2 separate regions of the Homo sapiens genome follow, and region 2 is linked to region 1. Evidence: read pairs that join two places in POLR2A ChIA-PET (ENCODE). Cell type or tissue: MCF 10A. All regions are shown on one strand. Links, peaks and the distances in the headings refer to the core of each region. The heading gives the core; the rest is flanking DNA.

Evidence for each region. Peaks named below come from ENCODE experiments on the same cell type or tissue, not always from the same donor. Only the 100,000 strongest peaks of a DNase experiment are listed, where the experiment ranks them.
Region 2: POLR2A ChIA-PET joins it to region 1 with 6 read pairs; 1 of 35 experiments calls an interaction of 5 or more read pairs at or near these places.

The regions. Positions count from the first base shown.
Region 1 is chr16:19,281,988-19,287,330 of GRCh38, reverse strand. CLEC19A (C-type lectin domain containing 19A) reads right to left here and starts at 1,600. Exons shown (of 5, transcript NM_001256720.2): 1 at 1,392-1,600. The coding sequence starts at 1,479. In MCF 10A, for the core only: no CTCF peak of the experiment used is centred there; DNase peaks (open chromatin) are centred at 2,930 and 3,460.
Region 2 is chr16:19,135,781-19,141,123 of GRCh38, reverse strand. LOC124903657 (a long non-coding RNA gene) reads right to left here. Exons shown (of 2, transcript XR_007065011.1): 2 at 4,740-5,343. Among named protein-coding and RNA genes, the nearest start is that of ITPRIPL2, 24 kb to the right of the region's middle. In MCF 10A, for the core only: no CTCF peak of the experiment used is centred there; DNase peaks (open chromatin) are centred at 2,373, 3,663 and 4,023.

The sequences.
Region 1 (5,343 bases), core at 606-4,605:
AGACCAGAGCTTTCTCTTACTCTGCCATGTGAGGGTACAGTGAGAAGGCGGCCATCTGCAAGCCAGGAAGAGAGTCCTCACCAGGAATAAAATCTGCTGGCATCCTGATCTTGAACTTCCCAGCCTCCAGAACTGTGAGAAATAAATGTTTGTTGCTTAAGCTCCCCAGTCTGTGATATTCGCAGCCTGAGCTGATGAATACACTCAGAGAGTTTAGGACAGAACTGAAACCCCTTGCCCAAATGAGCTAAGACTATCCCTTATTGTTACCACTAGGGATGCTAGATTAACAAAAAAAAAAAAAAAAAAGAAGGATACCTAGTTAAATTTGATTTCAGGTAAACAAACAGATAATTTTTAGTATAAATACGTCCCATGTAATATTTGGGGCATGCTTACACTAAGAAATAATTTATTAATATTTATTTATTGGTATTTTATCTGACAACCCTATCAACCCTCTGTTTAAAGTCACTCTAACACTATCACAACCCAATAATTTGGCCTTATGAGAATCTCCATCTAGGTATTTCATTATTAGTTTTACTTGAACGGGGATTTAAAAATGATATCTCTGCCACTGCTATGATAAATAAATCCATATATGAACATAAACAAGCCTGGAAAGAACCTGGTAGAGGTGACAGTCAAGACTCTTGGCCACCAAATTATAGGATTCAGAACTCTTCTCATCCAGATGAGGGTCCCCCAGAATCAGTAACCCAGCCTTCCTATTGCAAAGTGGAAGAAGTTGAGCTCATTTGAAGACCCTCACCCTCCATATGGGACACTGGGAGGCCACATGCCCAAGGCTGACAGGTTCTCATCCCTGGGGATGCCCCACAAGGCTGGGGGTTGCTGGGCCAGGCCTCCAGGGAGGCCATTAGAGGGACAAGTCTCCCTCCCTGCGCACCTAACCTCTGGTGGCACTGCAGCAGCTCTGAAAGCTCCCTGGGAAGGCTGTCACAGCCAAGGTGGGGTTGGGGCCCAGATGCCAAATCCCTCACAAAACTACCATGTTCAGATCTTCCTGTAGTGCCAGACACTGTGCAAAGCACTTTCCTCATGTTATCTTATCTGCCTTGCACAGTAGCCCAAAGAGAATGCCATTGCGACCCAACTTTCTAGAAGAAGCTGAGGCTCAGAGAGATCAAGAAACTTCCTCTATGTCACACAGCTTGTAAACTGCAAAACTGGGATTCAAACCCAGGACTTTTTGTGTCTGGGCCTAGAAGAGTGCCCATGACAAAGCTGGTAGGGGGAAAGCTGTCAGGAGACTCGGGTCAGGCCACCCCAACCCCCCAACAGAAGCTGCCAGGCCTCACCGATAGAATAAGTTCCTGAGAGTGTACTCCTCTCCACCTGCTCCCAGCCCTGGTCCCTGCACTTACCTGGACTGATACTGATGTCTGTTTGTGGAAAGGCCTGTGCAGAGTGGAGGGTCAGGAAGGCTGCAGCCCACAGTGTCCACCTTTGCATCCTGAGCTCCTAGAAAGCAACCTCCCAGCCTGAGTGGAGGAGAGAGGCTTTTTGGCTGGAGCTTGGGTCCAGGATTGCTCTCCTAGGGTCAGATGGAGCCTGGCAGGAGCTGGGACAGACTGGATGGACTCCAGTCCCCTCCTCTTTTCTTCCTTTTCTCCTCCCTCCTCTTCACACTGTTGGAGACAGCTCAGAATGACAGCTGAAAGCAAAGCAGCCTAGGCCAGCCCCCCTCAAAGAACCAAGAGACATTTTAGCTCCCAAGCTTGCCTCTGAACCAAGACAAAATTTAGCTCTCAGTCTTGTCTCTGAGTCACGCTGTGGCCTTGGGTGTGCACTTCTCTGAGACTCAGTTTCCCCCTCTGTAAAATGGGATGGTAACGAAACTCACATTCCAGCCTGTCACAGGAGACAAAGCATCTCACCTCCCTCAGAGTAGATATGTACTGGAAGGTAAAATTACTGCAAGTAAGCATTGAGCGCAGAGGTCTCCTGGGCCATGGATGTCATTTGTTTGGTCTGCAGAGTTTTAAATTCTAAAAAATTTGTTAAGGTATAAAACCAAGAGATGCTAGGTATAAGTCCGGATTTCTGCCTTCTATTGGAAAATCGGAAGACCTAACGAAACATAGCCCTCATTTCTACAGGGCAACAATTGCATGGAGCTGAGAAAGAGCATCTCTTTCAGCCAGGCTCTTTGAGCTTCGGTTCACCAAGGTCTCCACCCCATGGGTCTGATCCTGACAGCATCCACCGCTGAGGAAGCACCAGGAAGCCTGTGTGAGTCAGCCTCCTTTCCTCTCCCTTCACCTCTCAGGGTCTCTCAGGGTTCCTCCGGGGGTTAAAGGAGGCATCTGTAGAAGATTCAACAGAGTGTTGCACAGAATAAGTGCTCCACAAAGAGGTGCAAGTGTCATCACTAGTGCATAGCTCTACTGTGTGGCTTGCTCAGAATTCAATGTTTAAAAACCCCTAGTGTTTTCATTGGGATCTCATCGCTCTTTTGGAGAATCAATATTTCTAAAAACCACAGTCTTTCTCCCCCACTTTCTGTGTCCTTAGACAAGTCACTTTGCCTCTCTGAACCTCAGTTGCCTCCTCTGTAAAATGGGGGATAAGTAGAGTACCTACCTCACAAGGATTAAATGAAGTAATTTGTTTCTAAAACTTGGCATAGATGCTGGCAAGTAGTAGGTGCTCAATAAATGACAGCAACATTTGCTATTGTTGTCATTGATCTAGTGCAAGGCTTTCCTTGGCATCACCCACATCCCCTGCCCCTGCACTCCCTTATTCCTCTCCAGAAATGCTCTGCCAGGTGCCCTGACACCTCATGTGGCTGGCACTCACAGGGACTGGAATGTGTCTGTTTGGCTTCCAAGTCTTTCTGGAACACCTGCTGCTGTGCTTGTGAGAAATAACTTAACTTGTGCCCACACAGCTTGCCTTGCCTGCTGGCACTGGAGCTGAAAGTCTGCCAAGGTCTGACTCAGAATATGAGCACAGCTCAGGCTCAGCTTCAACCTACAGGATGCCTCCTCGGGTAGATCTGTTGCCTCAAAACTAGTGTACTGGTGCATATCCCAGAGCATGCACACTTACTTATTTATAAATGGGATATATTTATTACATGTTTATAAGTGATGTGCAGGTACGACTCACTGTACTAATATATTATTTCTGTTATAAAACACACACACCCACATTGGACATTATTAAAGGTTGATAAAAGATATAAATGTGGAAGAAAGTTTGGATATTTTCTCCCTACTCCCTATCATCTTGCAAGCTGAAATTTGGGGGCTCCTGCTGTCATGTTCCTGGGTGCTGCTTGGAATTTAAAAGTGTCTATCTTAGTCTGTTTTGTGCTGCTATACTAGAACACCTGAGACTGGTAATTTATAATGAACAGAATTTATTGGTTCACAGTTCTAGAGACAGGGAAGGCCAAGATCAAGGTGTTGGCATCTGGTGAGGGCTTTCTTGCTGAGTCATCATATGGTGGATAGTGAGAGGGTAAAAGAGAGATGAGTCACAGAGAGAGAGAGACAGAGCTTTTTAAAGAGGGGATGAACCCACTCCTGCCATACCTGAGCTACTCTTGTGATAACATCTTTGATCCATGTATGAGGGAAGAGCTCTTATAACCCAGACACCTCTTAAAAGTCCTGTAACCTCATCGGACCAGTCTAGTTCAACTTTTACGTAACAAAGTTGTGAGTTGTTTTTCATTTGCCATGGACCCTCAGATTGAAGGTCATGTAACCTGAGCATGCCCAGATGAACCAAGTGTGCAACCACAGGGGGAACCTAAGTGCTCAGACTGAGGAGCAGGGACTGAATTCAGAAGCAGACACTACATGGCAGGATCCAGAATCCAATCGGATTGAGCTCTGACGTTACCCCATGGCAGGATCCAATCAGGTCATGCCTCCCCACATCATCTCATTGCAAGATCCAATCAGATCATGCCTCATTACCCTATGCTTATAAAACCTGACCCAAACCCTAGCGTGGGGAGACAGATTTGAGCCTTTCCTCCTGTCTCCTTGCCAGCTGACTAGCAATAAAGCTTTTCTCTTCTTAAAAGCCAGTGCCATGATATTGGCCTCTGGGCACATTGGGTAGCAAGCCCATTGATTACTCAGTACCAGTCCCGCCTCCCAATATCATCACAATGACAATTAAATTTCAACTTGAGTTTTGGAGGGGACAGACATTCAAACCATAGCAATGTCTCTCTGGGTGTGGACACATTAAGTGGGAAGGAGAAGAGTGGTCCAAAGCAGGCCACTAGAAATCCTTCTAAAAAGTGGAGAATCCTTTGATTTGGCAAATAAACCTCCTAAATTATCTGTGTTGTATTTTGATGCCTGAAGGTTTTTATAAATCAGTTCATGTACCCTCTCTGAATGGAGACACACAAGATATTTGTTACTTGCTCAAACACAAGTATGGTCAATGGGCCAGCAGCACGGGGATCTCCTGGTAGCACATTAGAAATGCAGAATCTCAGGCCCCCCAAGACCTGCTGAATCAATTCTGCGTCCCAGGTGGGTTGTGTGTATATTAAAGTTTATGAAACCCTGCTCTGGACAGGGTAGGGAACTTTTTCTATAAAGAACCAGACAGGCCAGGCACAGTGGCTTATGCTTATATTCTAGCACTTTGGGATGCTGAGGTGGGAGGATTGCTTGAGGCCAGGAGTTTGAGGCCATCCTGGGCAACATGGTGAGACCCCATCTCTACTTAAAAAATAAAGTCTTAGCCAGGTGTGGTGGTGCACACCTGTAGTCCCAGCTACTTGGGAGGCTGAGGCAGGGGGTTCGCTTGGGCCCAGGAGCTTGAGGCTGCAGTGAGCCAAGATGGTGTCTGCACTTTAGTCTGGGTGACAGAGTGAGACTCTGTCAAAAAAAAAAAAAAAGAGGTAGACAGTAAATATTTTAGGACTTGTGGGCTACACAGCCTCTGTCACAACTACTCAACTCTGCCAGAAATACAGGACTGGACCAGGCAGTGTGCCAATAAAACTTTATTTACAAAAATAGGCAAGGGGCCAGATTTGGCCCACGGGCTGTCACCTGCCAATCCCTGTTCTAGACCTCAAGCTTTCTGGCCAGAAAGTAAACAATTTCTTCACTTAACAAATATGATCTTTGCTGTCATTTGGAGGTTGTAGGCGTCTCTTTGTTACACCGTATGTATTTTCTGGCTTCTTAAAGTTGTATTTATTGAGTGGTGGCCTATCTTTTCTCTCTCCCAATACATACACTGTGTTCATGGCATCTTGAAGTTCCATTAAGATTCTCCCTCTCTCTCTCTTTTATCTCTCTCCCTCTGTCTGTCTGTCTATCTAATCTCTAT
Region 2 (5,343 bases), core at 676-4,675, 150 kb after region 1:
TTATTTCTCATAGCTCTGGAGGCTGGAAGTCTGAGATCAAGGTGTCGGCAGGTTTGGTTTCTCCTGAGGTCTCTCTCTGGGGCTTGCAGGTGGCCACCGTCCCGCTGTGTCCTCACATGGTCGTCCCTTGCTCCTGTACTGTCTGAGTCCTAGTCTATTCTTATGAGGACACCAGTCATATTGGATTAGGGCCCAACCATGTGACCTCATTTTACATTAATTACCTCTTAAATGTTCTATCTCCAAATACAGTCACAATTCTGAGACATTGGGGTTTAAAATATCAACATAGAAATTTTAGGGAATGTAATTCAGTCCATAACAGTGAATGAATGAATGAATGAATGAATGAACCAGTCTGCTGCTTTGCTTATGTGTGAGAGAGTGAAGGCAGTCAGAGAAACATGGGACAAAAGGAACAGGGGATGAGGGGCAAAAAGCCACATCAGGAGAAAAAAACAGAGATTTGACATGTGCAGTTTTTCAATTCCCTCTTGGCCAATTCAAAATATGTTTTTCCCAGCTCTAACTCTTAATTATTTCCGGAAACGGTTTCATTAACTGCTGTCCTGCAGCAGGATGCTATGAAGAAATCTCTGAACTTAGAGGCAGAAGATGTGAGTTCTGCTCTGCTGGGTGACTTTGGGGGAAGTCACTAACCTCTCTGGGCCTCCTTTCAATGGGAATGGAAATCCCTACCCCCTCTCAGAACTGCAGGAGAAGTTCAGGGAGGTAACTGGCAGGCAGATGAGGGCTTTGTAAACAGGGAAATGTAATATAAATAAAAACCTAAGGTATTGCTGTGAAGCTTGCTGTGAAAACCACTGCAGACAGCTCATGCCTGGGGCCCTCTGGTCATTTCGAAGGGAGCTTATTTATTAAACTCCAGCTTTTCCCTGGTTGTTTTCTTCAGCCCTTCAGGATGATCAGAGAGCTGGGGGAGTGCAGGGCTGGGGAGAAGAAAGAAGAAAGGAGAAGAAAGAGAAATAGATTCCACCTGAAGCACAGAGCTGGTGATTTTTGCCTCATCGAGGATTCTTGCTGATATTGACCAGCAAGATGTTGACATTGATGGGAGCTGACATTGATGGGCACCCTCCTCATTAGGCTCTGTGCTAAATCCTCCCCAGGCATCAACTCACCGAATTCCCATAACACCCTCTGAGGTTAGGCTATAATCTACCCATTTTGCAGGTGAATAAACTGAGGTTCAGAGGCATTAAGAAATTGCCCAGGGTCAATTAAGAGGCAGAACTGAGCCCAGATCTGTCAGCTACTCTCTTAACCTTGACCTACACTTCCTCATCATTCCTCAAAGTGTCCTGGCATTTAGTAGGTACTAAAGACATGTAAGATCTCTAAATTCTCTAGTTTGAATCCCAGCTTTGGCGTTTTCCAGCTGTGTGAAGTTGGACAAGTTATTTTCTTTCTCAGAGGACAAAAATCCCTGCCCTGCCTACCTGTCAACTCCAGTACTTGCCAAGTATGAGTTGGAGGCTGTTACTTAACCTCTCTGAACCTCGATTCCTGTAGCAGTAACGTGGGATAATAACAGTTGATATTCCAAGGGTAAAGCACACAGCCTAGTGCCAGGCACATAGAAAGCGGTCAACCAGGCAGCTATCAATTCAGTACAGGGGTGACAACATGGCACCTATATTCCATCCAGGGTAAGTAAGAAGAGCAGAGATGAAAACATAGACCGGAAGGATAAATTTTAAATGTTCACATCTGCTGATTTCAGAACTTAAGATCAAGAAAATAATTATCTCAGCTAAAGATGTGCAGTTTTCCTTTGACAAGAAAACAAGATATTGGGTGATGCATTGCGTTTTCCTTATTGCTTTGCCAGAAAGCTCAGAGCTAAATCTAATTCTTATTAAGAGTAACTGCATGAATCTGGGTTTAGCCTTCCTTTATATGATATGTATTTTTAAATTTCTGTTCTATTGACTTTACTGTTCCTGTAACATTTAGAGTTAACTTTAGAGAAATTGTTAAATCTAGCTGCTTGAAAAACAGGCGAGGTTAAAAATGATCAATACATATTATGTGGTTATAGTTTAATGCATTTGAAATCAAAGTATTACCCATTACTTGAATTTTAGACAAAGATAAAAGGCACAGAGGCAGGTCCAGATCTATAAATTTAGGTTAAAATATTGTTTTAAAGAAAAAAATAGAAGGCAACTAGATGCCAGAGATTAATTTCAAAGTGGAATTAGTTCACATGAAGCATTTAGAGGAAAAAAAAATTGCAACATCTTCCCCAGAGCTGCCCAGTCCTGTTTGCAGGCAGGGAGTCCCCTTGGCCCCAACCAGGCTGACACTTAGCTTTTTTGAGTCCCAGCTCTCAGAGGAACAGAGGCCTCCTCCATTTTCCCATGCCGGGAGGGATTTCCTGTTTATCTTTCCAGATCGTGTGTCCACATGCACGAGATGTGAAGCCGGGGCAGAAGCCAAGATGATGAGAGCTATTTCTGCAAGCAAGTTCAATATTAAACATGCAGGGAATGAAGGAAGTTTACATGTAAATCAAATTTAGTCGTGTCCCATTGTCTGGGGTCTCCAGAAAATGGGGTGTGTGTGTGTGTGTGTGTGTGTGCACACACACGTGCATACACTTATATCCAAATATGATATTCTTTTTCTTTTTTTTTTTTTTTGAGATGGAGTCTCACTCTGTGGCCCAGGCTAGAGTGCCATGGCACAATCTTGGCTCACCACAACCTCCGCCTCCCGGGTTCAAACGATTCTTCTGCCTCAGCCTCCCAAGTAGCTGGGATTACAGGCAAATGCCACCATGCCCAGCAAATTTTTGTGCTTTTAGTAGAGATGGGGGTTCACCATGTTGGCCAGGCTGGTCTCAAACTCCTGACCTCAAGTGATCTGCCTGCCTCGGCCTCCCAAAGTGCTAGGATACAGGCCTGAGCCACTGCGCCTGGCTGATATTCTTTCCAAATACTGTAGACCATGGGTGTTCAATCTTTTGGCTTCCCTGGGCCACACTGGAAGAAGAATTGTCTTGGGCCACACATAAAATACACAAATACTAATGAAAGCTGATGAGCTAAAAATAAATAAATAAATATATCTCATAATGTTTTAAGAAAGTTTACAAATTTGTGTTGGGCCACATTCAAAACCATCCTGGGCTGCATGCAGCCCACAGGCTGTGGGTTGGACAAGCCTGCTATAGACTGTTACAAGGATTCTCATTTTGGCACTGGTGTAATGGCCAAAAGACTGGAAACAATATAAAATTAATGGATGGGAACTGGTAAAATGATACACCCACATGATGGGAAAGAATGCAGGTATTCACAAAGAAAGAGGACACAGCCACTTTGGAAAATAGTTTGCAGTATTTAAAAGCTGAACAAAGGCCGTGGTTTCTCCAGTACTCTTAGAACAAACCCCTAAGTCCCTCACACAGTGTATAACAGGATTTCCCAAGCTAGGCACTACTGACACTTGGGGGCCAGATTATTTTTGTAGTGGGGGCTGTCCTGAGTGGGGGGTGGAGGACGTTTTGAAGCCTCCACCCACAAGATGCCAGTAGCACTTCCCTCTGCAAGTCGGGGCAACCAAAAATGTCTCCAGGCATTGCCAAAATGTCACTACATGCAACAACATCCATAAATCTCATAAACTAGTTCTTAGCCAAAGAAGCTAGACACACATACGCCAAGAGTACATATTTATAAATCCGTTGTGGTTGAGGGAGGGGAGGGACCAGCAGGGGGGTTCTGGAATAGAGGTAACATTCTGGTTTTGGATTTCAGTACTGATTACTCAAGTGTTTTTCACACTGTAAAAGTTCATCCTGCTATGCAATTTTCTATAATTATGATTCAATAAAATGGTTTTTAAAATGAGGCATATTGAGGTGGCTAGATATGGAAAGATCTCCAATACGTATACGTGGTGAAAAAAAAAAAAGCAAGTTGATTGCATACTGTAATTCCGTTTGTGTTTGTAAGGGATGTATCAGAGCACCCGAGAAGCACACACCGCTTGCTGATGTGAGTCCACGTTTTTAATCACTGCCAAGCGCGCCAGCCCTCATGAATAAATGCAGAAGTTGTCCAGACCCTACGACTCAGCACGTCTGGTCACCAGGGATATGTCCTAGAGAAGCTCCTGCCTGTTGCCCAAGGGCACATGTGCAGGAAGGCTCATTGCAGTGTTGCTGGAATATCAACTGAGGCTCAGAGAGGTTAAGTGACTTGCTAAAGATCACACAGCTTATGAGTAGGAAAGCCAGCAGCTGAGCCCAGGTTTATTTAAACCCAGAGCTTGAGCTCCTAACCACCATACTGTATGACTGCTACCTCCACTCCCTGCTGTACACTGGCTGGGTGGGGTGGTACAGACAGGAACAACTTGGCTAGCAGGCTCGAATGGCATCCAAAGATCATTCCATCCATACTTCACTTAACTAATGAAAAGTTTGTGGGTATGGCATGGGCCTCCTCCTCAGTTCTCGGGGCACACTGGAGCACCCCAAGCCCTTTCTTCTACCATTCCTTACTCTTGTCAACCCTTGGGTCCCTCTCCTGCCCCCCACCCAAGGTCTCACTTCACTGCAGTCAGAGTTCACATCTGGATGGGGAAAGGGAGCTTTCCGTCTTCAGGGTAGAAAGAGGGAGGAGTGAGTCTTTTCAGTGACCTCCAGAACCAAACTGCACAGACTGATTAGCTTACACCCCTCAAGAAGTGGACCCTGAAACAGGAGCTGGGGTGTGAGTAGTTTATTTGCACAGTGATTCAGGAAACACCAGGAGGGAGGGGACAGTGAGAGACAGGGATGGGAACGGGAAGGCAGCCAAGGAAGGGTGTGTCCCCAGGCATGTTCCTACGGAGGGGGCTGGGGGGCAGGTGGCAACTGAGGTTCAGCTCTGCTGGGGCCAGGGCAAAGCATGCATCCCAGAGCTGTCCCATGGAAAGGGAAGGGAGCTGGGCGATTATCCACCAGTCCCATCCATGGTTGGTTGAGCGCTGCTCCCTGCGGCTCAAACACTCCAGCAATGTCTGCCTTGTCCTACATGTGGGTGGAATGTCCTGTCACAAACAGATAAGAACTCCCGGGCCTGAGCTGCAGGTGTTCATAGGAGGCCACCTTCAGAGTGAGGACGTGAGTGCAGTATGGATCCACAGGCTGCAGGGGAGGCACCTCTGCCATCATCTTTGTCTGTCTCTTTGCCAGCCTTGAATTATACCACAGGTTGCTCTCCTTTGATTGCCGCCTTGGAAAAATGACGGCACAAAGGAAAAGAAACCCACCCTCCCATATACTGTGGGTTAACCTGAAATCCCCCCAAACTCCACCGTGGGCCCGGC